Linked DNA regions of Homo sapiens: region 2 is linked to region 1. A link is an interaction called in ENCODE POLR2A ChIA-PET data of the cell type or tissue named here. Cell type or tissue: MCF 10A. All regions are shown on one strand. Links, peaks and the distances in the headings refer to the core of each region. The heading gives the core; the rest is flanking DNA.

Evidence for each region. Peaks named below come from ENCODE experiments on the same cell type or tissue, not always from the same donor. Only the 100,000 strongest peaks of a DNase experiment are listed, where the experiment ranks them.
Region 2: POLR2A ChIA-PET joins it to region 1 with 27 read pairs; 2 of 35 experiments call an interaction of 5 or more read pairs at or near these places.

The regions. Positions count from the first base shown.
Region 1 is chr2:169,087,134-169,104,135 of GRCh38, forward strand. It overlaps DHRS9 (dehydrogenase/reductase 9), which reads left to right. Exons shown (of 5, transcript NM_001376924.1): 4 at 4,657-4,820; 5 at 8,411-9,034. The coding sequence ends at 8,634. Among named protein-coding and RNA genes, the nearest start is that of DHRS9, 26 kb to the left of the region's middle. In MCF 10A, for the core only: no CTCF peak of the experiment used is centred there; DNase peaks (open chromatin) are centred at 5,178 and 8,578.
Region 2 is chr2:168,981,279-168,995,932 of GRCh38, forward strand. It overlaps ABCB11 (ATP binding cassette subfamily B member 11), which reads right to left. Exons shown (of 28, transcript NM_003742.4): 7 at 14,071-14,204; 8 at 12,433-12,604; 9 at 9,523-9,647; 10 at 4,832-5,006. Among named protein-coding and RNA genes, the nearest start is that of ABCB11, 43 kb to the right of the region's middle. In MCF 10A, for the core only: no CTCF peak of the experiment used is centred there; DNase peaks (open chromatin) are centred at 10,943 and 11,563.

The DNA.
Region 1 (17,002 bases), core at 4,979-12,978:
AACTTTAGGAATCTACCTGGTAATCTATTCTACTGTGGTTGAGCCAGCATCCAAACCACAATACAAAGTCTTTCCCACTTTTCCCTCCCCTTTTCACAAGCAGAGGAGTCTCTCACCATAGCTACTACCACCTCAGGCCTGCGGGAAGTATTGCCTGGCTATGACCAATGTTTACTCAAAGCCCAAGGGCTCTTCAATCAGCTTGTGGTCAATGTTGTTAGGGTTGAGACTCTCATTTCAGGGCACTGGGCTCCCCTCTGGCCCAGGATAGGTTGAGAAATGCCATCTAAGAGCCAAGGCCTGGAATTGGAGACGCTAAGTGCCCACTTGGTGCTCTACCCCACTGTAGTCAAACCAAGCTGGCACCTAAGCTGCAAGACAACATCTCCTTTACTCTTCCGTCTCCTTTTCTGAAGCACAAGGAGTCTCCCCCTATAGCCATCATAGCTGGGAATGTCCTAGGTCACACCTGAGGCCAGCATGTCTCTGAGTCTCACCCAAGGCCCATGGTGAGTACCTTGGGTATTGCTCCTGATTTTTCAGGGCCCAAGGGCTCTTTAGTCAGCAGGTAATGAATTTTGCTAGGACTAATTTCTTCCCTTCAAGGCAGTGGGTTTCCTTCTGGCTCAGGACAAGTCTAGAAATGTTGTCCAGGAGGTAGGGCCTGGAATAGGGGCCTCAGGACTCTACCTGGTGCCCTATCCTACTGTGGCTAAGCTGTTATCCAAGTCACAAGACAAAGTCCTCTTTATTCTCCCCTTACCTCTCCTCAAGCAAAGGGAAGGAGTCTCTCCAAGAGCTGTGGGCTGCGCGGTCTGGGGCTGGGGGAGGGGTAGCACAAGCACTCTCCTGGCTGCCCAAGCTGGCATCTTACTAGGTTGCTTGCCCCCCAAGTCCACTGTCTCCGAGCACAGCACCAGGACTTGCCCAGGAATTGCAATCCTTGTGACCTGGACTGCCTTTGAAGTTTATTTAGAACCCCACAGCACGTTAGCCCACACTGTTGAGGCTTGCTGGCACTCAGGTTCCAGCTACTGAAATGGGCAATTCCTCCTCCGGCTAGGGCTGGTTTGAATGCTCCCTCTATGGGTGCTGGCTGAGTTCTGCCTGGTGTTGCTTTCCACTGTGACAGGGCAGCACTGAGTTCCAATGCAAAGTCCCACAATCACTGTGCTCTCCCTCCCACCCCAAGTACGCAGATTCTGCCTCCATGCCACAGAGTTGCTGCTGGTCTATGGAGGAGGAGTAGCATCAACAATTCAAGACTGTCTTTCCTACCCTCTTCAGGGCCTCTTTCAGTGATATGAAGTTAAAGTGATATAAAGTTAGGGACTGTGATCACTCATCTGATTTTTGGTTTTATGAAGGTTTTTTTGCATGAATAGTTGTTTAATTTGGTGTTCCTGTGGGGAGGATGATCAATGAAGGCTTCTATTTGGCCATCCTGCTCCACCTCTACCCTATTTAGTACTTTAAGTTATTCCCAGTGTATAGATGATGCCACTAAAACTAAAAGAGTTTAATTAATTTGCGCAAGGTCACCCAGCTGGTAAGTGGCAGAACTGAGATTTGAACCCAAGTTTAACTCCTTTTTACTTTTTGCCTTAATACATGATGCTCAGAGTGGCAGCGAATTTATATTCAACTGGTCAGTTTGTCAGATATTTAGGGAATCATATAGAAAGGCTAGATCAGAATAGGCTTCTCCATTGGTTTACTGTCAGTTGCAGACACAACAGTACCACCCTATTTAAACCTTCAGTAGAAAACCATTAGTTCTTAAATAGCTTCTCCAAGCATGCTGTCCAAGCTTTATAGCTTCATTCCGTGGGAGAGACTGGGGGAAGTGTGCTTAATCCATCTTACCTGGAACCAGAACTTATCACCATCAGTTCAAATCCCCTAAAGTACAAGTGGTTCTTTCAGTCAAGATTCTGGCAGGAAATGGTGGCACATTAAAACTGGGTAAAAGGCAGAGAGTATGCTTAAAGGACTTATAAACATGTGTGAGGTATCTACTGAAATCTCAAAGGATACAATCTAGGGGCTAATGACAGTAGGTGTATTTCTCTTCAGAGGACTGAAGGGACAAGGAGACAGGGCAGTTTCCAGAACCTGGAGACGCAGAGGCTGTTGTTTTCAGTTAAGGGATAAAAATAACCAGTGTTGACACCACAGGAGGATAACTACTCTGACCCCCTCACCTCTTTCCTGATCCCCCACTGGCACTTTCAATAGACTGAACTCAACAGAAGCCAGAGTATACTTAGTGCAGGTAAGATTCCCAGGATATGATGCAGACAGAGGGTGGAGGAAAGGACTAGAGAAGCAAGCGGAAGATATTCAGCTGAGTGGTGCCACAATAGGCAAGTGAGAAGACAAAGTTAGTTATAGTTTTTCCTTTGATTCATCCATTTATTTATTTGACTATTATTTGTTGAAGGCATATGTTAGAGTTTATGATTTATACCATGGACCTAGGTTTAGTTTACTAATAAAAGGTTAAAATTACTCCACTGAAATTAATAAAGATAGAGCAACTTCATTTTGCCATTTGATCAGGTTGCCAAGTTTGATTCTCCTAGGAAATAAGCACAAAAATATTGGAACAATTCTTCCAAAAAACTAATGTGCATTTGAATCACCTGGGGATCTTTTCAAAATGCAGATTTTGATTAAGTGGATCTGGAGAGGAGCCTGAGACCCTGCATTTCTAACAAGCTCCAGGTGCTGCCCATGGTTCAGGGATCACACTTTGAGTAGCAAGGTCATAAAAAAACCTCCATTGGTCTCTTTGGTTGACCTTTGTTTCCACTCTACAACCAGCAGTATCATAATAAAATTGTAGTATATGTAATTAGAGATTTACTCACTTTTAAAAAAGATTTCAACTGAAGGGTTTGTGAGCTTTGCCATGCAGGTATGCCATGCCTAATAGTAATCAATAAAGAGTATTTTTCTTAAATGAATCATGGAACTAGTATTTTAAATGGTGTTATGTAGGTGCGCCACAATCCAGTGTCAGCGTCACAATTTCTATATATAGGAGGGTTTAGGGGCAGCAGTCCATTTGAGAGAGGGTTGGGGCTCCTTAAAACTGTATTTTCCCAGCATGCATACTGATTTAATATGGTTTTTACTTACCTGGTAAGCTTAGTTGGAGGGCGTAAGGCCACTTGTCCCTAGTACGTTATTTTTATGAGTGGGTGGGGAGAAAAGTCTTCCTAAATAGCCTCTTGGCACTGCTACTTCCACAATCTAGAGGAAATTGGGCAACAGGTGAATAAAACAAAAGTAAGTTGGGAAATAATCTTTTTTAATTTTAGTACAAGTCATATACCTTACAGAATATTTCAAGGTCAAGCTAACTTGCATTTTTAGTAAAATATATTTCAAACTTTACAATAATAACGTTGCTAGAAAGCAGAACCTAAGAAAAAATAAATTACATTTTAAGTCCACTAATAGAGCTTTTAAAAATCTTATGGTGAAGAGTTTTATAAAATGAATAAATACTTCCTTATATTATATATTCCTGGTAGGAAAATAAATCAAATTTAGGAAACGACTATTCATATACTGGTTTGCTGTACAGGTGGTCCCTGACTTGCAATGTTAAACATGACTTTTCAACTTTACAATGGTGTGAAAGTGAGATGCATGCATTACAAACTTTTCTTAGAATTTGGAATTTTGATCTTTTACCAGCAGCAATATGTACAATACTCTCTCGCGATGCTGTGCAGTGGCAGTAAACCCCAGCTCCCCGTCAGCCGTTGCAATCACAGGGCAAAGAACTGCTATGCTGCAGGGCACTGTGTGGCCAGATGATTTTGCCCCATTGTGGGCCAATGTAAGTGTCCTGAGGACGTTTAATGTAGGCTAGGCTAAGCCATGATGTTTGACAGGTTAGGTATATTAGATGCATTTTTTGACATAGGATATTTTCAACTTACAATGAGTTTATCAGGATGTGACCCCACAGGAACATCTGTATATTGGTTTGCTTTAAAGAAAGGGGCACCATGATTCCTGTAAAACCTTGATGCCTAGGGAATGAGTAGGCTTTTAGTTTTCTGCTGCAGCATGATATAAAATAAAATAAAATAAAATAAAATAAAATAAAATAAAATAAAATAAAATAAAATAAAATAAAATAAAATAAAACTTGCTCAACAGCATAGGGAGCAGGTTAGTCACATCAGGGATTATCGTATTGTGTCCTTCAGCACATCCTCATTTGTGCTGCAATCTCCTTATGTTGCTAGAATGGAGGTGAACTTGTCCATCCAGGCTATCATTAGTTCATTTCACCATAAGGTGGTTTAAGTACTGATAAGAAACCTGTTCATAACCTGAATGTCCACTTAGTCAATGATGAGAGCGTGGAGAACACTCTAGGAAGAACAACAGTGGACTGGGGGTGGTGTCCACCCAGATCCCTTTCCTGTCCTGCCGTTAACTAGTCCTCACTTCACCACTCTGAACCTCAGTTTCCTCACTTGCAAAATGAAAGGGAGAGAGAATAAGATATTTCTTTCAAATGCACCCAAATCTGTGATTCCATGAAAAGATTCGTGAGAAAATAGTCACTCAAATAGCAAATATTTTCTAAACAAACCCGGATTAAACATCTTCAATGGGTTCTTTTCACAGACGGGACATGAAAGCTTTTGGTGTGCACGTCTCATGCATTGAACCAGGATTGTTCAAAACAAACTTGGCAGATCCAGTAAAGGTAATTGAAAAAAAACTCGCCATTTGGGAGCAGCTGTCTCCAGACATCAAACAACAATATGGAGAAGGTTACATTGAAAAAAGTGAGTTTCCGGGCGGTGCCAATGTCCTCTAGAATTCTTTGTCCTGAACAGCATGAAGGAGATTCAAATACAGATGAAATAACAAGGTTCTGAGTAATACCCCAATAAGGATCTTAACCATGGATCAGGGATCTCCTATTAATTTCAGTGTCATCTCTTGCTTCTGTTTATAAACATTTACTGAGCAATTACAAACTGCCAAGTTATCTGCTAAGTGTCTTATGAATTATATTATTTACTCCTCAAAAACTATTAGAGTAATGAGCAGAGGCTTGAGAAAGTGAAATGTCCTGCTCAAGATTACACAACACCTCCTAGTCATGCCTGGACCTGAGCCCAGGAAGGCAAGTCGAGCCACGGTCTTCACCTTTGCCATACCTCCTCTTTTCCTCAAGCACCAGCTGTACACTTGGCATTAAGGATTTATGGTGGTTACAAAAGATGGAAAAGGTTCAGCCTCTGACCTTTAGTTTACAACCTAGTTGACAACAAGAAGTAACCAAGCGAGAATGTAAAACAATGAAATAATGTAGCACACAATAAAATTAATCCTTTACTTCTTAGGTGTAATCTAACAGCCCAGAAATGGTGCTAGATGGTGTGGTTTCTAATTCCCCAGGGAATTTAGACCAGGAAAAGAGCATGGCTGGTTAAGCCCTAATGGGGCAGGTCAGGTTTGAATAAGAGGAAAGGACAGGAAATAATTACTTGGGTGGAAACTTTCTGGAGCAGGAACACATGGAGGAGAAGATGGAAGACACCAGGAGCCTTCCTGGTCAAGAGATTGAGTCAGAGATGGGAGAATAATAATAAAGATGACATAATGACAACTAACAAATAGTAAATATTTACTATGTACTTGTCACCATTCTAAGTGCTTTACAGGGACACTCATTTAAAATCCCCCAAAAAACTCTTATTATCGTCTTCATTTTATAGAAATAGAGGCATAGAGAATAACTTACCAAAATTGTACCACCAGTAAGTGGAAGAGCTAGATTTGGACCCAGGCAGCCTGACCGTGCCATTTATGCTTGGCCATGGCACTATAATGTGAACAAGGCATTAAGGACTTTGGTTACACTCCTGTTATCAGGCTTTCCCCTCCGCCACAAACTTCTTGGGTCGGTTAAAGTTTACTTGATATTCCTCAAGTACTCACTGACCTCCTGCTTTGAGTTGAGCAGGGTTCCACCTAACTATGGGTAGTTCTTTCCCTCCAAACTGTGCTCAGGCCTCTTAATCAGTGGACTTGGTAAGACTGTCAACTGTGGCAAGGTTCATGGTCAGGAGTTTTCAAGGCAGAGCTGAAAGCCAAGTCAGACCCACCTGGAGAGGTTTTTAAAATGACTGACTCCTCCAACCACCATTACCCTAAACACACACACACGCACACACACACACATGCACACACACAGAGGTACACACATTATCTATATATCAACTGAAATGTCTGGTCTTACAAACATCTTAGTGCTGACATGCCACTATAGGTTTAGAGCCACTGCCATCAAATACTCTACTTTTCAGTTCCTGACTCTGAAGGTTCTATGTAGGTTCCATCTAAGATGGAACTTAATACTTCAGAAACAAAACCCCTCATTTAAAAGAGCTTTCTCTGTTTGATATTGATACCGATACTTTTTAAATGCCTTTGAATATATCACTGACTTCCATCTCCAATTATTTTTGGCTTGGTTCCTGGTTCATGTGTTCTGTCTCAGAAATACCAAAAGGCATTGAGCTCAGTTTTACACTGGTTGTTCTCACTAGAGTTTTCAAGTCAGGACTTGGAGATCAGCCAAAGTCACGGTCCCAAAGTAGACCACAAATTGAAGGTCATCTTTTCTTAATTTCCCAAGCTGGGATAGTAGGAGTTTAAAATAGCCACTAAGACTTATTAGGTTCTTTGAACAACTTGTGGCCAGTGGGACTTGAAGTTGAAAGAAAGATCTAACATCATAGACTTTCCCTTGAGAAGACACAGCTCAGGTATGGTTTAAAAGTATGTGAGAATCATATGATAGCTCTACTTTGAATTTGGGGGGGAAATCTCTATGCCATTTTCCATAATGACTGTACTAATTTACATTCTCACAAACAGTATACAAGAGGTTTTCTCCATGCCCTTGTCAATACTTGTTATCTTTTGTCTTTTGATAGTAGCCATTCTAACAAATGTGAGGTGATATCTCATTTTGGTTTTAATTTGCATTTCCCTGATGATTAGTGGTGACAAACATTTTTTTCATATACCTGTTGGCCATTTGTATCTTCTTTTGAGAAAAGTCTGTTCAGATTCTCTTCCCATTTTTAATCAGGTTATTTCTTTTCTTGCTGTTGAGTTTCTTATACATTTTGGATATTAACTGTGCCTAAGATATAAAGTTTGCAAATATTTTTTCCCATTCTGTATGTTTTCTCTTCACTCTTTCAACTGTTTCCTTTGCTGTGCAGAAGCTTTTTAGTTGGATACAGTCCCACTTATCTAGTTTTGCTGTTGTTTAGCTTTGTGTTTTTGGGGTCATATCCAAAGAAATCATTGCCCAGACCAATGTCAAGAAGTATTTCCTTTATGTTTTCTTCTAGTAGTTTTTTTTTTTTTTTAATAGAGATGAGGTCACACTATGGTGCCCAGGATGGTCTTGAACTCCCTGGGATCAAGTGATCTTCCCACCTCAGCCTCCCAAAGTGCTGTAATTACAGGTGTGAGCCACCATGCCAGGCCTCTTTTGGCAGTTTTATAATTTCAGGTCTATGTTTAAGTCTTCAATCCATTTTAAGTTGATTTTTTTATATGGTGTAAGATTCAGTTTCATTCTTCTTCATGTGGATATACTGTTTTCCCAATACCATGTATTGAAAAGACTGGGGTTGTAATCCACCACTAATCCCTTGTAAAATCCCTGCCTCTCTAAAGGTATCTTCGCTCATTATTCAAACATCTCATTTGCATGAGAACTGGGATCCTTTTAGCTTCCTGAGTCAGTACATTTGGGGATGATTCTCTCTTTATTTACAGATTATAGAAGCCTATACAAGTATACAAGTGCACAATTACATCCACACATGCATGCACATACATGCACAAGCACATGTGCAACCCACATTTTCTCTAGACACATAATCCCCTAAAACAAATTAGAAATCAAACATACAACTTTCTAGGCTTAGGGGCCTCATGGGCTTTATGAAGTATCGTTTCCTCATTGCTCTAAAGCACTGAGGGATCAAAGTTTGATCCCTGGACCAGCAGCATCAGCATCATCTGGAAATTTGTTAGAAATGCTCATTCTTGGGCCCCACCTCATACCTCAGTCAGAAACTCTGGAGGTGGAACCGAGAAACCTGGGTTTTAATGAGCTCTCTAGAAGAATCTGCTGCCAACCCAATCTTGAGAGCTGCTGGTCTAAAGAAAGCATTGCAATATCATTTTCTGAGGAATAGATAGTAAATCCTCAAAATGAGCCTCAATTATAATGGACAATTCAGAATAAATCCCCTTGTATCCATCCTCCCCTTTGCACCCTAGACTTCCACTCTGCTTTCCCCTTCTACCAAAGAGTAAATGTACTTTTGTCTCTTTTTAGGTCTAGACAAACTGAAAGGCAATAAATCCTATGTGAACATGGACCTCTCTCCGGTGGTAGAGTGCATGGACCACGCTCTAACAAGTCTCTTCCCTAAGACTCATTATGCCGCTGGAAAAGATGCCAAAATTTTCTGGATACCTCTGTCTCACATGCCAGCAGCTTTGCAAGACTTTTTATTGTTGAAACAGAAAGCAGAGCTGGCTAATCCCAAGGCAGTGTGACTCAGCTAACCACAAATGTCTCCTCCAGGCTATGAAATTGGCCGATTTCAAGAACACATCTCCTTTTCAACCCCATTCCTTATCTGCTCCAACCTGGACTCATTTAGATCGTGCTTATTTGGATTGCAAAAGGGAGTCCCACCATCGCTGGTGGTATCCCAGGGTCCCTGCTCAAGTTTTCTTTGAAAAGGAGGGCTGGAATGGTACATCACATAGGCAAGTCCTGCCCTGTATTTAGGCTTTGCCTGCTTGGTGTGATGTAAGGGAAATTGAAAGACTTGCCCATTCAAAATGATCTTTACCGTGGCCTGCCCCATGCTTATGGTCCCCAGCATTTACAGTAACTTGTGAATGTTAAGTATCATCTCTTATCTAAATATTAAAAGATAAGTCAAACATTTTCATGAGTGGATAGACATGTTCTGTTACCTTGCTGAGGATGACTCTGAAGGACCAAAGCTCAGTTCTGATAAGCTTTGAAAAGGACAGGAAAAGGGAGGGTGATCAAGCATTGTGTGACACGGGTATAAGCTAAAGGCAGCAGTAAAACACTAGATAGAACTGCAAACAGAAGGAAAGAAAAAGATAGGAAAAGGAATAAGAGGACTGCAACAAAAGAATATATACCTAAATATATATATATGAAGAGAGACTCCCCAACACTCAGACAAGCCTTCCTAGAGGGAGCTATGGAGGTGAACATCCTATTCAAGCCCCTAAGAACATTGATGCACACAGTTTTCTGGTGGAAAGATGTAATGACATAGTAACTAATCATTCCAAAAGAAGAATAATGTTACATTTGGTTGGTTTATTCTGATGATTGTAAAAGTAACAAGACCCAGACCATGTGGCACAACTTACACCTGAGATGGCTGGAAATCTTGCATTTGAAGGGTCTTTGAAGCCCCATGAAGATATAGAGCTAAATAAAAAGGCTCTCTTTAGTCTACAGTTACAGTGGGATTAGATCTGCATCTTGCTTATATTCATGTTTCTAAATTGAATAGACCCTGGGCCCACACCCCATCCAAAAGAAAGAGTTCCCTAAACAGACGTTTCCCGATTCCAATAGCCAATACTGCTCGCAAAGGTTTGTAGACTATTTACAAGAAGAAGCCTGCAGTGGCAGAATGCAACATGTTTTGCTTAATAATATGGTGTAAACAGCCAGAGAGATTAGCTAATGCACATGTGCAAGTGTGCACGTGCACACACACACAGAGGCATATACACACATGCTTAACATATTGCAAAGAAAGTCTGCCTGTAATCCCAGCAGGTCAAGGCAGAAGGATCGCTTGAGCCCAGGAGTTCAAAACCAGCTTGGGCAATATAGTGAAATCTTGTCTCTACAAAAACTAAAGAGTTAGCTTGGCATGGTAGTGTACATCTGTAGTCCCAGCTACTTGGGAGACTGAGGCAGAGGATCACTTGAGCCAGGAGGTTGAGGCTGCATTGAGCTGTGATCATGCCACTGCACTCCAGCCTGGAAGACGGAGCAAGACCTTGTCTCAAAAAAAGAAAAGAAAAGAAAAGAAAAAATATTTAATATCTGCTGCTTGAAACCATGTCCGTTTGAAGGTATTAGTAATTCTATTCATTTTTAATCACCTTTCCAGAAATATCTGCTTATGAGGTAATTTTCTCCTTTCAAGTTTACAACATATTGGTGAGTGAAAAATCAAATTACAAATGGTGTCAATCCACTTAGATATACATTTCATAATTTTGAAGAAGGATATACTCATCATTTTTGCATCAAAATGAAAAAAAAATCACAGCAAGAATGAGATGGAAGAATTCTCGGGCAAAGTTAACTAACCTGCCTGCCTGTGAGGTCATCCCCATCTTGGACCTAGCCCCAGAGACAGCTCACTTGTAGATCTCTGGTTTCTTCTTGTTGCAGTTAACCACCCCATAGTCTGTTCTTGGAGGTAAAGTTCACCAATGTTGTCTGCTGGGGCCCCTCCTCACCTTGAATTCACATCTTGGCTTCATTTCACTGCTTTAGAATTCTTGACAAGCTGCTCCCTGACTTTCCAGACCTCCCAGGGCTACCAAGATGTTTAGACTCTGAAGGAACTTTCTTTGCCAAGCTTCTAACCATTTCAGTCATATTCTTGGGCCTACCTGATTGTGTTCTTTCTTTTGTTTTGCCTAGACCTGAGTTCTTTGTTCTTTCCTTCCAGTAGCTACAATTTGGTAACTCCCTGTTTCATCCAACTAAAAAATTCTCTCCTTAAAACAAATGTCACCAGGTGTGATATTACTCCAAAATAATACCAAATATATTCACCTAAGCAATTTTTAAAGGTTTTTAAAATACATGAGAAGGTGGGGTGTTGGGGGCATAGAGGCATAAGTCTCTACAGAGGCACAAGATGTGTGGTAGGGAGAAAGGGGGGACGAGGATATCAGACAGTCACTATATCAGGCATCTTGGGCATGGGTTCCTAGACTTCTCTCTGTCTTACCATAATCACTTCTAATTCTCTGTTCTTTTGGGGAAAATACCTATCAAATTTTTATCTGTAAATATTTGAAGAGACATATTTTGACTACGATGGACATTCTTCTAAGTATTGGCCTATAATAAGGAACATGATGGATGTGAGGCCTTCCTTCCTAGAGCCTTTTGGAAATAATCCAAATCTAAGGCCAATACTCAGGAAGCCTTAGAGGACCTTCTCCAGGAATGCACGGCCAAGATGAACGGAGATGTTGTCCTCCACCACATCTAGCTTGAAGGATTCTTCCTCACTTAGTTTAGAGAGACCAAGAGAACCTCCCAAACCCTCCCTCTGACCTGATCCAAAAATCCAAGTGTGTCCTTCATCTGGGCATCCACAATATATTCAAATCTGGAGTTTTTATCTTCCCTGCCCCACAGATGTTTTCCCAGTCCAGCACCAACTACTGTCAATTTAATCTCCATAGGGATCTGGAGTCTGTCTACCTTTCTTCATCTCCAGTGCAATCACCTGTTCAAGCTACCCTCATCTCTTGTTTCTACCACAGCATATCCACCTTGTGCACCATCATTGATTTCTCTTCATTGTAGTCAGAATTGTTCATAATTAACATCTAATCATTCTACTCCTTCTGTCGTTGCTTTCTTAAAATCTTTTCAAAGTGTTCCTGTTGCACTTTGGCTGAAGACTAAAATGATTATGTGAACCCTGCTGCCACCATACTCCTCATTAGCCTCATTTTATAGCACTGTTCTCTTCACTTGGCCACCTCTGCAGCTTTCCCATGCCTCTCTCTGGAAAGTTCCATCTTACCTGGTTTTCTAGTTTCTTTGTCCTACAGATCTCAACCACGTTCTCAGGGAAGCCTGCACAATTTCAAATTCTGACCACCACCTCTTTATCCAGTTAGGTTCCCATCTTGTACACTCTCACTGTGCCCTGTAATTTTCTTCAGGAATCTCATCACAGTCTGTAATTGTATATGCATATGGTTAGTTAATATAGGTCTCCTGTATCATATCATAAGCTCCATAAAATCATGAATAATGATGCTTTGCTTATCTTTGTATCTCCTTACCTAGGACATCGCTGGCACACAGATCAATGTTCAATACATGTTTGTTGAATGAACACAAAAATTAGTCTATATTAGCCTTTCTAACTAAGGGTCAATTTATTACTCAAGATCAAGCTGGTCGGGTGCAGTGGCTCAGGCCTGTAATCCCAATATTTTGGGGGGGCCAACGCGGGAGAATCAGTTCCAGAGCAGCCTGGACAACACAGGGAGGCCCCATCTCTACAAAAACAAATTAAAAATATAAAAATTAGCTGAGCATGCTGGCATGTGCCTGTAGTCCTAGCTACAGTCTGAGGCAAGAGGGTATCTTGAGCCCAGGAGACTGAGGCTGCAGTGAGCTATGATTGCACCACTATAGTCCAGCCTGGGCAACAGAGCAAAACTCTGTCCCTAAAACATGAAAAATAATACGTTTTTTCAAAAAGATCAAGCTTGCTGATCCCAATAGTTGTGCTGTCAGTGTGCCAGTTCAGTCAAAGTCTTATAACTTCCTTGAGCATTTCAGGTCTTCCTGAAGGCTCCCCAGCTCTGGCTCTGCTCTCAGCCAGATACTGAGCAGTGTTACTGTAGTGATTTCCCACCACCTATTGCAAAGGAGGCTGCCTCCATGCCAAGCCATCCTGGGCCCAGTAGGCACAGAACTAAAAGAGCACCAGGGATCATTGAGTCTATTTCTCTGCTTACAGGCAGGACATGTCTAAGCCATCCAGCCTGAAGAGAATCTCTTCTAGTTAGAATCTCTCCAGAAACTCTATAACTTCTGTTATCTTAGGGTAGACCAATACTTAATGACCAATATTTCACCCTGACCAATAGTTAATGAGAAAAATTTCCAGGAAACTTCTTTAAAAAATGATCAATTTTGGCTCTTCTGCACACTATTAATCCCAGTAGTTTTCAAGAACACAAGACATCACAGTCCCATCAATGTGGAGGAAAAGCTAAACATTCTCAAAATGAAAAACATTTTTTATATTTATGACAACTCAATCTAAGCCATAGTTTATAAGGACAAAGCTGACCAAGAGTTTTGTGAGTCTTTGCAAGGTGAAAAATAAGATAATTTGATATTCCTAATGCTAACATTCTTCCTCAACTCTGCAATTCATTTTTCAAAAAGAAAATATAATTTCCATCCTAGTAGATGAGGTACTAATACAGCCAGAGCTTTAGTACAGATTCTGGTTTAGTAGTATTTCCAAGCATCTTTCTTTTTTTTTCTTCTATTTTCTTTTTTGCATATAACACCTGCTCAAGCAGGAACCAGATCACAGTTCTTGCCTGATTAGTCCCTAGAAATAGCAATCCAGCCTAAAATAGTTCAGGCGAGAGCAACAGAGCATTCTCTCATTCTACAACTAGCAACTCTCCTGAACTGCTCCATTTTACTTCCTTTTGAGAAACTGGAAACAGAAAGTATTCTGCTATGAATACATAGTTTAAGTTCTGGGCAAAAACCATCTATCCCCGTATGTAGATAAAATATTTACTTACTGTGTTCTGGGTCTGTTTTCTCCTAGGTATGGCAACCGTAACTTGAGTATAATGCCACCCAATTAATGTTGATGCCTGAATTATGAACCAGGTAATCCAAACAACCTGACTTGCCATGGGCATAATAGGAGAAATAGTCATAATGATTGCTTAATACTTAAGTATAGGTCAGATTTTAAATACACTTTACTGTCTATTACATGAATGATTTCACGTAACCCTAATCATATCTCACTTACGTGTGTTTTTTAGAGATGGAGAAGTGAAATCACAGAGAGACAAGCAACTTCCTAAGGTTACACTGCTAGTGAGTGTGGGCCAGGGTTCAAGCCCAGGCAGCTTGATGTTGGAGCCGATGCTCAGAACCACCATGCTGTATTATTAAAAAGGATTTGAGGCCAGGCGCGGTGGCTCATGCCTGTAATCCCAGCACTTTGGGAAGCCAAGGTGGGTGGATCACCTGAGGTCAGGAGTTTGAGACCAGCCTGGCCAACATGGCAAAACTCTGTCTTTATTAAAAGTACAAAAATTAGCCAGGCGTGGTGACGGGTGCCTAAAAAAAGAATTTGAGTCTTAGACAGTATTTCCCTAAACTTTGATTCTGGTTCAACAAAAAACAAGACTGTTATTAAATTAATCTAGCATTAGTCTTACCTGGCCAATAACCAATTATGCATAAGAGTGATGCATAATTTTGAGCAATATACAAAGATATACCCCTTTTAGTTTTCCTGTATTCTATTTTCAAAATTTTCTCACTCATGATGACATAATAAAGGCACTTAAACATCATTCCCTAGATCCTTAAAGTTTTCTAACTAGATTTCTGGATTTTCTTTCTTTTTTTCTCTTTTTCAATCTTCTTTCTTCTTTTGTTGTTATGGATTTTGTCCATTTGTTGTTGTTAGTTGTTTCAGGAATTTATTTGCAATCACTTTTTGCTAATTTCAATAAAGGCCTTAGATCAACTGTTCTGACCCAAGATCAACACTACACATCTTCCAGCTTTTAAGATGAGACAAAAGAAAAAGAACAGAAGTCTGGGGTCCCACACATACTATGTTTCCAGATGACTGTATTTTTTTCAACAAATAGTGGGACAAACTATGCTGGTCCTTGTGGCTAGGGCCAGTCCTGGGAACACTAATGAGAGAAATGAGGGGACCTTAGCTGGAATGAGGTCAGGGCCTCCTGGCACTACCACACTGCAATCTCAAAAAAAAAAAAAAAAAAAAACAGTAAGTGGCTGGACTTTCTCATTTGGCTGGAAGAGGTCATATAGCTCATAATCTGTCTCACAGAGACACTTCCACTAAGAACATTCCCAAGATGACAAGTTTCTGCTCCAATACCACTAAAGAATGGACGGTCACCATCTTCCAATTTACCCTGTTGATTAGCTTTAGTTACTAGAACATTCTTTATAATTTTTCACCCAAAATTTCTCAGTGTGGATGAGGGGAGAAATGGCTATTGTTTCTGCTGCCATCATGATGATAATGGTTCACATTCACTGAGCCTTTAAAATGAGCCAGAATCTACCCAGAACACTATCTATGCACTTTCTCATGAAGTCTTTACAACTTTTGCACAACAGGTGCATTTATTGTCCCATTTTACAAATGAGGATTCTAAAATTCAAGATTCTTTCATCTCTAGTAATCTAAGATTCCTAAATGCCCACTTGATAAAATGCTCATTCCCAAAAATAAATATACAAGAAAAGCATAATTAGACAATGGATTTTAAAAGCCAAAATTCTTCATTAAAGTTCTTTCTGAACTCTGGAGCCACTGTAAATGAGAAACTCTAAAGCTCTGGGTGCTGAAAGCAGAAGTCAAGCCTCCTGGCCAGTCATCCCCAAGCACTTTCCCCATGCCTTCAGACCTTGAGAGAAATGATGGACAGTGTGTGCAGGCTCTTTCCACGTTCCTTCCACTCGCTCCAACCCCTGCTGCAAACACCCTTTTAAGAAATTAGACTTTTTTTCGTGAACAGAAATACATGCAGTTACCTTCATGCTTTACAAATGTCAATGCTCATTCTGAATGAAATAAACAAAAGTGTTCTGGTCAGAAAACCCTCCAAGCGCCCAAATGTTCTTTGGACCCCCTCCCAATTGGCCATTCTTTCACCTCCAAGGTGGAATGGAATCTGATCTGAGTCCTGTCCCTGCAAGGAGCATTTTTATCACTGACTTAGATGAAAACAAAGGCAGGTTTTGTTAACTCACCAGGGAAATACATGAGAAGACAGAATCTGGGTCTAAAATGCTGCTATGAGTTCTAACCATGGACTAACAGGATGAAATGGTACAGGGAAAGGTGCAAGGCTCTGTTTTGCTTCCAAAAAAGCAAACATGGGATTCAAAGCCACACTGTGAAAATAATTGAGGTATTTTATGCAAAAATCAGTTCCAAATGAATCAATGATGTAATATGACAGTGTGACTTAACTACTCCCCGCTTACCTCCAAAAGGAAAAAAAGGAAATCATGCTCTGATCTCATCCTAAATTTTAAATTTACAACATATAGAGTAAGGTTGGTAATGGTTATGTCTCCTCCCAGCTGCTCAGGGCTCTGGTAAAACTTGCCTTCACTGTTGGGAACTCTACACTTATAGAGCAACAGACACTTTGGAGTGGGCGGCAGGAGAGCAGATTATCTGAAGTCCAGGTTAGCAGAAGGCGCTGGGCTTGTTTGCTTGGAAGAGACTGAGGGAAGACAGTACGGCCCACTTAAAGGGGCCTCCCTGAGAACAGGAATTAAACTCATATCAGAGGGCACAGAGTGGCAGAGCCAGAGTCATGGGTGGAAGTTACACAGAGTTCAAGTTCAGCACCATAGAGGGGATTTTTGTACCACTAGGAGTTGGATCAAAGGGCAGCTGCCATTGGCAGGCAAGCACAGGAAGGACCACCCTTGGAATGGGGATGCCGGAGAAGGGAGTCAAGCAATATGGGGTTGCATTTGCTGACTTGGATGACATTTGAGGATTCTATGGCTGGACAGGGTCTTTCTTCAAATATGGTACATACCAGCATAAAGAGACCTAACCTTTCTAATCACTAAAACCGTGGGATGTAACAAGCCAAATATCTCTTGCTTCAGTTTTCATGAGGCCTGGAATTTCATTTCTTCAAGACTTGAAAGAAGCGCCTTAGCTTCTGATGAGGAGAAAGGAGGCAGCTGCTGAAAGGAGAGGGAATACACATCAAGATCAACTAAAGCTAAATTTCAGATCTTGCCCAGAAGCAGCCCCGAGGATTAGCACAGCGAAAAGGAGGCTGGAAGGATTCTTGGGGCAACCTGCAACCTGGG
Region 2 (14,654 bases), core at 5,978-13,977, 100 kb before region 1:
ACATGGGTGGTGGGTTAGTCCACTCACGCTTTCTCCCTAGAATCCCAGCCTATGCATAGGGACAAAAATTATCTCTTCATTTCCTTGTCCTCAATTATGGCAGGTGGTTCCTCCCATAGGCAGATTATGTAATCTTTCAAGCCCCCATTTCTTCATCTGCAACACAGGGATAATGATAGCATATATTTCATAGGATTATTACAGGATCAAATGAGATAATGTGTGTAAAGATGATTAATCCAGTGCTAGTCTCTTCAATGGTAGTAATGATGTTGGTGATGATGATGCTGACAGTGAAGAAAGTATTGAGGTCCCACACTTAGGAGGCGGTAAAGGAAGCAGATAGAACACTTCTTATGGTCCAATTTAGTTTAAGACCACACACGTCAGAGGTCTTCCTACCTCAGCAAAGGAACCTTCCATTTGCCCTAGATCCGGGGCCAGCAAACATTTTCTGAAAAAGGGCCAAATAAATATTTTAGGCTTTTCAGGCCATATGGGCTCTGAAGTAATTACTCAGTTCTGCCATGTAGTATAAAAGCAGCCATAGACATATGTAAATAAGTGACTGTGGCTCTGTCCCAGTAAAATGTTATTTATAAAAACAGGCAGTGAGCTGGATTTGGCCTGTCGACCATAGTTTGCTGACTCCTGGCTGACTGGAGGCCTAAATTGAAGTTTGGGGTCCAACTCTTTGAATGGCTCTCTGGATGGGGAGGAGTGAGTGAGACAGGACAAAAGCACATTCCCAAATCATCACAGTAGCTAGCAACATCCCAATAAGCCATCATTTGTCACTCAACATCATATTCTTTAGCCCTGTGAACAGCAGAAGTAGTGTAGACAGAGAGATGGGAAGGGAGACTGCTGTGGAACAATTAAGCTATGGGTGTGCTGGAGAAAAAGGGGTCCATGGCCCCTGGGAAGACAGAGTCAGAGGCAGGAAAACAGTGGTTAATAGGTAGGCCTCAAAGTCAGGGAGACCTGAGTTCAAATCCCTCTCAATATTTCTTGACTTCATGGCTTCAATTTCATTTTTAAGTGGTAGTATAATGACACCAATTACGGAATGAGATTGAGAGCATTACATGCAGTAATTTTATTACATAATACGTCACTCAGTGCTTGACACTTTGTATATACTGAATGAATGTCACGCTCCATTATGTGTTTATTTTTATTAATGAATTCTGAAACTCAGGAAGGTCATGAAAGAACAACCTTCTGCACCATTCAGGTCCCCTTCATCTTTCCCTACCAGACCACAGAGTGCATTTTTTCTCTGTGCACAAGTGATACTAATTACAGTCACTTATGTGAACTACTTACCATTTATGCCCAATTACCATGCAGCCAGTAACGATTTTGTGTATCACAAAACGTACTGGATTAACCAAACCGTTAATTAGTTTTGTGGATTAAAACACTCAACTCAGCCCATGCACACTCAGCCTTCATAGTTTGCTGCTCAGAAGTGTGGCCAAGACCTGAGAGAGAGAGCGAGCGAGAGAGAGAGAGAGAAGAGAGAGAGAGAGCAAGGAATATAGTGTTAAAGGATGCATTTCATCTTCCCAAAGGAAATTTTCTCTTAAGATATAAGCAGAGGCTTACAGAAAGACGTTGGGAGTAACAGGTTAATAATCAGTTGATTAAAATGTTAGAGACCCATAGTATGCCATGTCTGCACATAGCAAGGACTCAAGAAATATTGGTTGAAAGAATAAATTATTTACAAAAGTAGAGTAGCTCACTGTACAATGGGCAGGAAATTTAAAGATGAGAGACATAAAATTGGATTCCTACTACAGAGAGTTACCAAAGGGATTTTTATTCAAGTGCTTCCAGTTGGTATTGTGTATTATTTGATTTTCAATTTACCAATTCACTTTTCCCTCTGAACCATTATTATTGTATACCTCTATCCTCTCCTTGTAGGCATGGAACAAAAGGAAAAATAAGTTTTCTCAATGCTTGTCTTCTTGCATAGCAAGTATGTATAAGCAGCTAGGACTAAAGCCAACTACTGATATCCCTATTTTGGTAAATGTCAAAGTTCTTAGGAGGAATTGGATCAATAAAGACAAGGGACTATAGTTAAAATCTGGACCTGCAATACTTCAGTGGCTTTTCCAATCTGTAAAAACTGTATCTAAGTTGTTAAGAAGTGGTTAAATTATAAAATTGGTAACACTTCCCATCCATACTATCTCTTTAAAGTTTACAAAACACATTAACCTGTATTATCATATTTATTTTCTTTAACAAAGTTCAAAAGATGTCAGCTGTTCATGCTGCCAAGATAAACTGAATTGAAAAAGTTGTTCTTTGTGTATTATCATGTTCTTAATGAAATAAAGTCCGTGGTTTGGAATGATTATGGTTTGACCTCTGATAATCACTTCCATTTGCAAATCAAAATCCTACTCAATTTTCCCTGGCAATGTATTTATCTTAAAGCAGTAGATTTTGAATTTTAAGCTCTCAGCTAGCAAATTTCTGGTATACAAGGTTTTGATATTTTTCATTGTTTGCTCTATCCGGAATCTGGAGCTAAAAAATTTTACTTAAGAATTTGATATAAAACGACTCCCTATTTACTTGCAGGGCAAATGAAACAGATATTTCATTTTTTGTTTCCCTGACCTCGTAGATTTTACTGTCTGAGGGTAGAAACGGGTGGGCACAAGTGTAAATAAATGCAAATATTCCATATCACAAAAGTGCTTTGAAAAAAAAGTACAGCAGATCACAAAAGAGAATGAAAAATGGGTGAGTGTAAAAGGCCTGACTGGGAAAGTGGCATTTAGCTGAGAATTCAAACAATGATCAGAGTCCAGTTGCAACAAGAGAGAGCCATAAGCTAAGGAGGAAAGGCCTTGGGAGAGGGAGCAGGATAAGAAGCCTTCCTGGACCCCCGCCACACCTGGTTATCCTGCTATTCACTGTCAAGGTTCTCTGTCCTCTATAGCATGTCTCTATTTGTCTGTATTCATTTACATGGTTACTTATTTATTGCTTGTCTTCTCCATTAAAGTGTAAATCCCATCAAGGCAAAAAAACAAAAACAAAAACAAAACCACATTTCCGTTGCTCACTGTTGAATCCCCTGCATTTTCTAAGTGTCTGGCACATAGTAGATGCTGAATAATTACTTATTGAATGAATAACTGTAAAGACAATGAAAATTAAAGGCATTAGCTACTTTAGCACAAGTGAGCAATAAAGTACATTTGTAGCACCTGTTCAGTTAAGGCTGTTATTGACCTGGCATTTTAGTAACTCATTATGTTTCACAAGTACATTTATTAGTATATATCTTGGACTATCATAAAGCTCAGTTATACGAGCTGTTAATTTTTAGCTGAGAGATCACTGAGTTTCCATTTTCATGGCATATTTTCTTTTTGGACTCAGTCAGAAAATCATCATTTCATAGCTATAAAGTGTTCAGTTAATTTGAAATTATTAAATTGCTGGTCTTATCAATTCAAATGTTTAGCATCCCTTTACTATAAAATATATAAGTATTATTTGTTTCTCTATAAAATTTCTAGAAGATAACATTGGAAAAGCCCTTCTAGACTTTGGCCTAGGCAAAGATTTCATGACCAAGAACCCAAAAGCAAATGCAATAAAAACAAAGATAAATAGGTGAGACTTAATTAAACTAAAGAGGTTTTTCACAGCATAAGGAACAGTCAGCGAGTAAACAGACAACCCACAGGATGGGAGAAAATCTTCACAATCTACACATCTGACAAAGGACTAATATCCGGAATCTACAATAAACTCAGAAAGTGAGCTAAGGACATGAATAGACAATTCTCAGAAGAAGATACACAAATGGCCAACAAACATATGAAAAAAATGCTCAACATCACTAATGATCAGGGAAATACAAATCAAAACCACAATGTGATACCACCTTAATCTTGCAAGAATGGCTATAATAAAAAAATCAAAACATAATAGATGTTGGCATGGATGTAGTGAAAAGGAACACTTCTACACTGTTGGTGGGAATGTAAACTAGTACAACAACTATGGAAAACAGTATGGAAATTCCTTAAAGAACTGAACATAGAACTACCATTTGATCCAGCAATCCCACTACTGGGTATCTACCCAGAGGAAAAGAAGTCGTTATACAAAAGAGATACTTGCACACGCATGTTTATAGCAGCACAATTTACAATTGCAAAACTGTGGAACTAGCCCAAATGCCCATCAATCAACAAGTGGATAAAGAAACTGTGATATATATATAACATATATGTATATATATACACAGATACATATAATTACATATATATATGGCAGAATACTACTCAGCAATAAAAGGAATGAATTAATGGCATTCACAGCAACCTGGATGGGATTGGAGACTGTTATTCTAAGTAAAGTAACTCAGGAATGGAAAACCAAATATTGCATGTTCTCACTCATAAGTGGGAGCTAAGCTATGAGGATGCAAAGGCATAAGAATGATACAATGGACTTTGGGGACTCAGCGGAAAAGGGTACGAAGGCAGTGAAGGATAAAAGACCAGAGCTTGGATTCAGTGTATACTGCTTGGGTGATGGGTGCACCAAAATCTCACAAATCACCACTAAAGGACTTACTCATGTAACTAAATACCACCTGTTTCCCAAAAAAATTATGGAAATAAAAAAAAATTTAAGGTATTACTTGTTTCCACAGACAGACTCCATAAAATCATTGATGCTTTTTTCCTGAAGGCACCAAAGTAATAAACAAAATATCTAATCCATGGACTTTTCTGAGATACCAGAAGGAAATGCTATGTCTCGGTCAATAAGTCCAAGGTACCTGGACAAGGGTTCCTGGTGTATATTCTCCTTCATCCAGGACAAGTGTGGAGCCGTACCAGAAGGCCAGTGCATAACACAAAAAGATGAGACACCACACGAATCCAGTAAAGAATCCCATCACTATTCCTTTTCTAATTCCCCAACGCTGGGCGAACACAAGATTTTTCTCATACCTGTGAAGACAAAATGCTTGAGTCAATTTCGGCAGAAACAGCTCAAGTTATAATGTTTAAAACAGGCCGTGATGCAGTGGTTTTACAAAATGATCATAAAATCATCGCAAACACAGAGCAGCTTCAGGGAGAAAAATCTCCAATAACCTTTATGTAGTTTTTTAAAGTTTGTTTTAACCTGACAATGAAACATGTTGAAAGGGCGATACTTAACAGAGCTGCCTGATTGCTGCTTGGATTGCATAGTGAGGTAAGCTTGGCCCCAAGAGAAAAGAATTTTCAACATAAATATATGAACAAGAGAGATCTAGTATTATGTTTGAAGTGTTTCCTTGAGTCACATGACATGTCCTTATCAGAAAATAATGCAACTGGCTCCAAATAAGCAGACCAGACTTTTTGTTTCCAGCTCCCCAGGCTTGGAACTAGTGTTTGCACCAACTCATCTATAACTCACCCATCTGCCCTGTGGCTGAGACGCTGTGTTGTGACACACTGGTCAGGTTCACAGCCATGAGACATGGATAACTGAAACTATGTGGAAGTCCAATGCAAGGAATAGGTTTCAGTAATTCCATGATCTAGCCATTAACAATGGGCTTTGTCTCATATATAGCTCAGGCATTCTGAAACTGCCTTCCTACATCTCAGGAATTGAATTCATGGAGAACTTTTAACCTTTTGCAGGACACAAACTGAAGGTCTATCCTATGTTTGTTACCATTTTTAAAACACTACACTGTCTCTTTTATTGACAATAAAAGATAATGTCTTTCATGGTGGAAGAAATATGCTACTGAAATTTTTTACAAGAAATAAGGAACCTCACTCCACAAACCAAAAGAAGTGGGGAAAAGACGATAATAAGAGGTTGTAAATCCTATTCTCTTTTTTACTTGATGGATTTGGTAGCAACTGAGAATAACACCATCTTACCAAATCTACAACACATAAAGTAAGAGTTGCTATTCAGTTGGTAGCTATTTTATAAAAATCAAAGCATGGCACGTAGTAAGTACTCAATAAATACCAGATAAATTAAAGAATAAACAAAATTACATTTTGGACAACTGTATTATTTTGGCCATTTGGGTTTTTCTTTTCACTGGGAGTTAATCTCTAGAATAATGCTCTATAACTTTTCAACACTAATTTGTTTTTTGAGACAGGGTCTCACTCCATCATTCAGGCTGGAGTGCAGTAGCATGATCACAGCTCGCTGTAACCTCAAACTCCCCAGAATCAGGTGATCCTCCCACCTCAGCCTCCCAAGTAGCTGGGACTACAGGTGTACACCACCATGTCTGGTTAATTTCTGTATTTTTTTGTAGAGATGAGGTTTTGCCATGTTGCCCAGGCTGGTCTCAAACTCCTGGCCTCAAGCAATCCACCTGCCTTGGCCTTCCAAAGTGCTGGGATTACAGGTGTGAGCCACTGTGCCCAGCCTGTTTGACCAAATAGAAATCTTATCAGACTTTATAAAGAACATGTAGCACAGTACCTGAATAAAGTGTGTTTAATTAAAAAGGTGTTCAATAAAAATGTGTGAAATAGCATTTTGAATCATGCTGGCATTTCTTTATTATTTTTTAATTGACAAAACTTACATATATTTATGGTATACAACATGATGGTTTGAAGTATGTATAAATTGTGGAATGGCTAAATCAAGATAATTAACATGCATTACCTCACATACTTATATTGTGTGTGTGTGTGTGATGAGAACACTTAAAAATCTATTCTTAGCAATTTTCAAGTATGCAATGTGATGTTATTAACCATAGTCACCATGTTAACAACACATTTCTTGACTTTATAAACTGCCTCTTAAATGTGAATAAGGAAGGGTTTCTTTTAGATCACCATGAACTAAATTAAAACAACTACAATTAGATAATTAATGTCATTATTTTTAAAATATCTCAAACTACCCCTGTTTAACTGAAATTTTGAATCCTTTGACCAACGTCTCCCCAGTTCTCGCCTGCCCCCTCCCACCTCAAAGTCCCTGGTAACCACTGTTCTGCTCTCTGCTTCTGTGAGTTCAACTCTGTCAGTGAGATCATGGGGTATTTTTCTGTGCCTGGCTTATTTCACTTAACATAATGTCCTCCAGGTTCATCGTGTTGCTGCAAATAACAGTATTTTCTTCTTTTTAAAGGCTGAATAGTATTCTATTGAATATGGCATGTAAATTTACACACACATTTTCTTCATTCACTTGTCTGTTAATGGGTGCTTAGGTTGATTCCATACCTTGGCTATTGTGAATAATGTTGCAGTGAATGTAAGAGTACAGTTTTCTCTTGACATAGTGATTTCATTTCCTTTGGATATATACCCAGTAGTGGGGATGCTGGATCATATGGTAGTTCTGTTTTCCATTTTTTGATGAATCTCCATACTCTTTGGCTGTACTGATTTACTTTCCCACCAAAAGCGATCCGTGTAACAGTGTTTCATTTTCCCCATATGCTTGCCAACACTTGATATCTTTCTTCTTTTTATAATGGCCATTCTTACAGGTATAAGATGATATCTCATTGTGGTTTTGACTTGTGTTTCCTTGATGATTAGTGATGTGTGACATCTTTTCACATGCCTGTTGTATGTTTCTTTTTGTACGTTTCTATTTGTATGTTTTCTTCTGAGAAATGTCTATTCAGGTCTTTTGACCACTTTTTAATCAGGTTGTTTTCTTGTCATTGAGTTGTTTGTGTTTCTTATATGTATTGGATATTAACCCCTTATCAGATGTATGGGTTACAAATATTTTCTCTCATTCTATAAATTGCCTCTTCACTCTGTTGATTGCTTCCTTTTTGAAGCTTTTTAGTTTGATGTAATCCCATCTGTCTATTTTTGCTTTTGTTACCTGTCCTTTTGGGGTTGTGTCAAAAAAATCATTGCCTAGACCAATGTCATAGAGCTTCTTCCCTATGCTTTCTTCTAGTAGTTTTTCAGTTTTATATCCTACATTTAAAACTTTAATCCATTTTGAGTTGATATTTGTGTATAGTGTGAGGTAAGGATCAAATTTCATTCTTCTGCATGTGGATATCCAGTTTCCCCAACATCGTTTATTGAAGAGACTGCCCTTTCCTCATGGTGTGTTGTTGGTCTCTTTATTGAAAATCAATGGACTATAAATGCATGGACTTCTTTCTGGGCTCTCCATTCTTTTTCACTGGTCTATGTGTCTGTTTCTATGCCAGTACCATGCTGTTTTTATTACTATAGTAATCAAATAATCTAATAATGATCTATTACTTTGTAGTAGATTTTGAGATCAGGTAACGTGATGCCTCCAGCTTTGTTCTTCTTGTTCAGGATTTTTGCTATTCAAGGTCTTTTGTGGTTGCTAAGAAGTGGCAAGAATGGGCATTTTTGTCTTGTTCCTGATCTTAGGGGGAAAAGCTTTCAAATTCTCACCCTTGAGTATGATTTAGCTGTGGGCTTGTCATATGTTACCTTTATTGTATTGAGGTACATTCTTTTTATACCTAATTTGTTGAGAGTTTCTGTCAGGAAAGGATATTGAATTTTGTTAAATGCTTTTTCAGCATCTATTGAGATAACCATATGGTTTTTGTCTTTCATTCTGTTAATGTGGTATATTACATTTATTGACATGCCTATGTTGAACCATCCTTACATCCTAGGGATAAATCTCACTTGATCATGGTGAATGATTCTTTTAATGTGCTATTCAATTTGGTTTACTAGTATTTTTGTTGAGCATTTTCACGTCCATGTTTATCATGGATATTGGCCTTTGATTTTCTTGTAGTATCCTTTTCTGGCTTTGGTATCAAGGTAATATTGGCCTTGTAAAATGAGTGTGAAGTATTCCCTCCGCTTTAATTTTGTGGAAGAATTTGAGGAGGACTGGTACTAGTTTTTCTTTAAATGTCTGGTAAAATTCAGCAATGAAGCTATCAGGTCCTGGGCTTTTCTTTCATGGGAGACTTTTTATTACTGATTCAATCTCCTTACTCATTATTGGTATGTTCAGATTTATTTCTCTTTATTTCTCCGTGATTCAACCTTGGCAGGTTGTATTTTTATAGGAATTTATCCATTTCTTCTAGGTCATCCAATTTGTTGGCGTTTGTTTTTAGTAATCTCTTATGATCTTCTGTATTTCTGTGGTATCAGTTGTAATGTCTCATGTAGGCTTTTCTTTAATGACAGCAAACAGCATTATAGACTGATATGAGGTATAATATTTATACATACATACCATCAGAGTTTGAAATAAATATCTACCCTGAGCTGGCTTTCTAAAAATTGCCAACTGCAACATCTTTAAAAACATACTGCTAAAGGCTTGGGACTTCTTATAGTACCTAAATTACCAACCTAAATTACTCTGCTTAGCTCCCTCTTGAACAAGTACTTCCTCTGGAGGCCACAGACCAAGGTGGGTCTGCCGCTTTGCACAAACTGAGAGACTCAGGGTACTATGCTGATTGATGAAATTAAGGAAAGAATCAGATTCCAATTAACCAACCTTTCAACCTCTCTTTTCTCACCACCAAAAGCAGCCACTGTTCTCATTGATGAAATGACTTCATCAGCCACCACCCCTGCTTTGGCATAGGCCTTCAGCTCATAGTCCGTAAACTTGGACACACTCTAAAAATCAAAAAGAAGAAAAGAAAATGTGAAGTCCAAGAAATTAGGTAAGTCAGTCTGTCATTCAGATTCATTTAACATGTGGCATGGGTTTAATACAATATTAGATTCTCACTGTAACATCATTGACAGGAGGAAGAAATCTGGTCCAAATTTGGTCTATGGTAAGCTTCATCCAGGGTTGTCTGGTTGTTGATATATCAAAATGACCCTACTAAAAGTAAGAACCTCCTCAAAGAATAAATTCCAAATAGGACATTCTGTAAGACTAAAGTGTTTCAGTCATTATACTAATAAAGTGTTAAGTTAGACCATGTCATAGTTCATTGCTATTAGCCAATGGCCATTGCATAATTTATAGACAAACGCCAGAGACACATGCAGATATCATGATTGGGTATAATATATGACATATAACATATAAAGTATAGGCATGATGTTGAAAGACGATTTCAGATGATTCCAGAAAAGAAAGTCCATTTTCACTCAGTTGGAGACGCTCAACTATGTAGTTTTGATTTTTACAAAAGGAAATGAAAAGACATCTGTACTTAACAGTAGACACATTACTTTTTCTAAAACTGACTTGGATTGAGTCCTAGTCAAAATGAACCCCCAAAGAAAACCCTGGCACAGATTAATAAATAAGAAGAGGAAAAAACACATATTGCGGAAGATCAACTAGCTCAGAAATATAAAAATATATATAATACCCAGATTAAGGGAGTTTATCTTCCAGTAGTTTTTCCAAACTTTTAGCAGCAAAACTCTTATCAAAATCTTAGATGGAATTCTAAGATGTAAATTAAGTAAGTATTCATAGTAGTTTTTAAAAACAATATATTAATTTCATCAGTGTACATTTTATAAAACATGTGAATTAAACATGTAACAGTAAGGAAAGTGAGGCTTTTTTTTTTTTTTTTTAAAGAGACGGGTTCTTGTTCTGTTGCCCAGGCTGGAATGCAGTGGCATGATCCTAGCTCACTGCAGTCTCAAACTCCTGTACTCAAGCATTTCACTGGCCTCAGCCTCCTGGGTATCCGAGACTATAGGCACATGCCACCATGCCTGGCTATTTAAAAAAAATTTTTTTTTTTTTTTTTGTAGAGATGGGATCTCACTGTGTTACCAAGACTGGAAGCTGTTTTTATTAACATTAAAATTTACATTTGAGCCTAGTGAAGTTGCTTGTATAGTTTGTTGTATAGTTGCTTGTAGAAGTTTGTTGTATAAGGACAAGCATACACAGACTTGAAAGCAAGACAAGACATGTGCAGACCTACAACATTCCAAATCAGTGACGAGTTTATGAGAAGCTAGAAATGGGTACTGAGATGACTAGAGAAACTAAGCGTTAGAGCTGTTTAAAACCAAGTGAACTGGGCTATATGTTAACCTCCAACATGTTGAAATGTGGCCTATGATCCACGTGAGTGTGTATATTACTTTATCACAGGTTTGAAGAAAGAGATTAGTGTATTCAGAAAAAAAATGAAAAAATGTTTGCAAAACCCCTGAAGCTCTTCTGTGGAAGTTGAGGGTTCTCTGGAGTATAGTTGGAAAGTGGTTAGTAGGAAAGACTGCCGTAAAACTTGAATGATATAGTGGATTGAAAAACATATACATCTCTCTTTAGCAATTGATTCTGTGCCCGACACGGCTTAAATGCATAACGTGGATTATTCCCTGAATCATCATAATGTTTTTGGGAGGTATTATCCCTATTTTAAAGACAAGGAAACTGAGGTTTTCAGGGGTTAAATGGATTTTTCCTGAGTCACACAACCTGTTAGCGGTACAGCCAAGTGGTGACCTAATGAAATGGAGCGAGCTCTTTGCTATTGTCACTTTAAACCATTTTCTATTTTATCTGGGAAATGTTTGAATAATGTAGACACTGTGAGAATATTTTGCTATTGAGCAATAGGAAGTTGGTACCTATTGCTCAACGATGTGTGAGGGTGTATGCAGTTTTTCAGTTAAATTCTATTCTCATTTATAGCACAGTTTTAGTATGCCTGATTCCATAACGTGCTATCTAATGTGGCTGCTCTAATAATAATTTCTCAGTCCTTGGGAGTGTTTTTAGCTGATGTGACCCGAAATTCCTATTCCTATATGTTGTCCAGGCCTCAATTCCTGGGGAACCGAGACAGTGACTGGGATAACTCTTGGAATGGGTCAGATCACCTCTCTCTGAAAGAGGTTATCTGAAAGATAAGATGAAATGGAGAACACAGTTGTGATTGCAGAAATCCTTCTTGTGTGCTTGTTAATGCTCTTTGTCTGTTGTGCCTTTTCAGGGAAGTGCCCAAGCTTGGGAGGACATGGAGAACAATAGGCATATTGGAGAGTGAGTGGGGTTTGGAGTCAGAGCCCCTTAGACTTGAATCCTACTCTGCCAGCTGTGCAGTCCCAGACAAATCCCCTTACCTTTCTGAGCCTAGTTTCTTATATTTAAAATGATGTTAGTGCTCACTTTATAAGATTGTTGTAAAGATTAGAGATAATGACTATTAAGCTCCTAGTAGTGCCTAGAGAAACAGTGAATGCTCAATAAATGTAATTGCTGTTAATAAAACAATATTTACCTATTAAAACATCATTAATCCCTATTCGATGAAATGTCATTTGACACTGGGGAGTAATCTAACAAACTACATGAAGATAGTGATAATTATGTTGCTAACTGTACTCAGGAAAAGGGACTCAAGCTTCACATTTTTGGCTGTTTATGAAGGCAAATGTCTTCCCATGGAGAGATGCAAAAAGACATTCTTACCAGACCAATGGTGGCTGCTCCAATCCCAATGAGAGGGCTGACAGAAATAATAACCAAGGTCAGTTTCCAACCCCTGAAAAATCCCAACAGGAAACCACAGATGGTCGAGGTCATGCGCTGAATGAAAAGGGCCATTTGGTCAGCTATGGCATCATTGATTTTATTAATATCACTAGAAACCAGAAAGATTTTGGTCACTAAAACTGAATTTGATCATTCAAATATCTTGCTGAAAGTCTCAGTCTTTCCCTTTTAAACATTCCCATCTCTCTATCCCTATCACCCTTGGATAGCATTAACAGCCTCTCAGATCTTGGAAAATTTGCTGCACCTTGGGATGTTATCAAGCCTCTTTCCTGATAGCCAATCAATTTTGTTCTTAATCTAGGTTTCCCAGCTGGTACTCAGTGTTGATAAAGGCTTTTGGAAACCATCTTATTTGTCTTTTTCTTTTACATAGCTAATATCCTTGCTCTGTCTTGCAAAGCTTTTCTTTCTTCATGCCTGCTGAATCCTTTCAGCCTCAAGGTTCTAGTCACATACCTTCTCGTGCATCAATCTTGTATAATCCCCCAAGAAGAAGTAACACCTTTCTCCCTGTGTTTCCGTAACACTGTAATTAATCCTTGTGCATTTGTATGTGTGTGGAATTATTGCATTCTGCATATAGGCAGTATAGAGTAGTGGTGAAGAGTGCAGATTCTGGAGCCAGACTAGGAATTTGAATACAGACTCTTGTTGGGCAAGTTACTTAACCTTTTTGTGGCTCAATTTTCTTGTCTGTAAAATAAGAACAATAATAGAACCTACCCCAATGGGTAATAATGAGGATTAAAGTAGCGAATATATGTAAAGCCTATAGGACAGCGCCTATCATATAATAAACAATATGTGTTAGTTCTGATTATTTGCTTGCATTTCTTATTTCCCCTACGAGGCTGTAAGTTCCTCAAGAGCACAAGTGCAAGGCAATTGCTCCAGAATATTTATTGAATATAATTATATTAAATTCATATTCCTGAGAACATTTCCTTAATCTCTTGTCCAGTTGGAGTGAAGAGAGCTTGGAACTAAACAGCAAGAAAGAACCTAAGACATCACCCAGGTATTAGGCCATTGTGTTCCAGCAGGGTTAGATAACTGCTCAAGGTCACAGTAAGGAGCAGAGTAAGTGCCGGAAGTCAGGGGTCCTGAATTTCAGTGTGCTTTATCTACACTGTAGAGTGACTGTCTTTCAGGGGACCTCAAAATTCAGTTCAATAGGGTTCGACCAATTCTAATTCCTCTCATTTAGAATTCCTGGGTGGCTGTTAATGACCTAAACTAGGTGTAAACTGGATTTAAATCCAGTTACACCTGGACAGCTAAATAACCTTTTTAACTGTCTTCTATAATATTTCCTTTCTAATATTTTAATTAAGGTCTACACACCAAATTGCAGTACCTTGGGTTTCAATTTTTAATGTCCATATTTGACAGTGTATTACTTATGAAAAAGCCATGCCACATATGAAAGCCCAATTTAAGAGATGAAACATAGGAAAACTGAAAATATTTTTAAATTTTTATTTAATTTAGAAACAAGGGTTTTATTATCCAAAAATCACACACTAAAATACTGTTTTACCAGCTACTTACTCAGAGAATCTTGTATTCAGCTCCCCCACTGAATTGCAGTCAAACCACCCTATTTCCATTCTCATTATTCTCCTAAAGTAAAATTTTCTCATTTTCTGTATCTGACGAGCTGCGGCAATGACCCAAAAGCATATCTGGAAATGGACAAAGGAATGTTTAGCATTGCAATGTTTGAAATATTTGTTAATTTCTTTTTTCAGAAGAAAGTACTTTCAATACAACAGTTGAGAAAAGGGGGAAAGTAATTCAGAAAATGCCTCTTCTTGGGAACTAAGATGTGAGCTCTGTCATCTGCTGCTAAAAGTGGAGGTAAACAGAACCTTCAGCAGGGTAGCCTGAGATTTGGGTTTGAATCCAGCTCTGACACTTAAGCAGGCCCATGTCTTCTGGACTTTACCCTACAGAGCTTCACTTTCCCCATGTGTGAAAGAAGGCTCACAGCACCAAAAATAAGGCATTATTGTTCTTAAATAACTATTTTTAATGCCATTTCTGAGTGAATTTCCTCCCGGAAAGACCTGCCTAGAAGCATTCATGCATAGTTTTCAGGCAATAATTTTCAAGAAATGTAAAACAAAAATTAT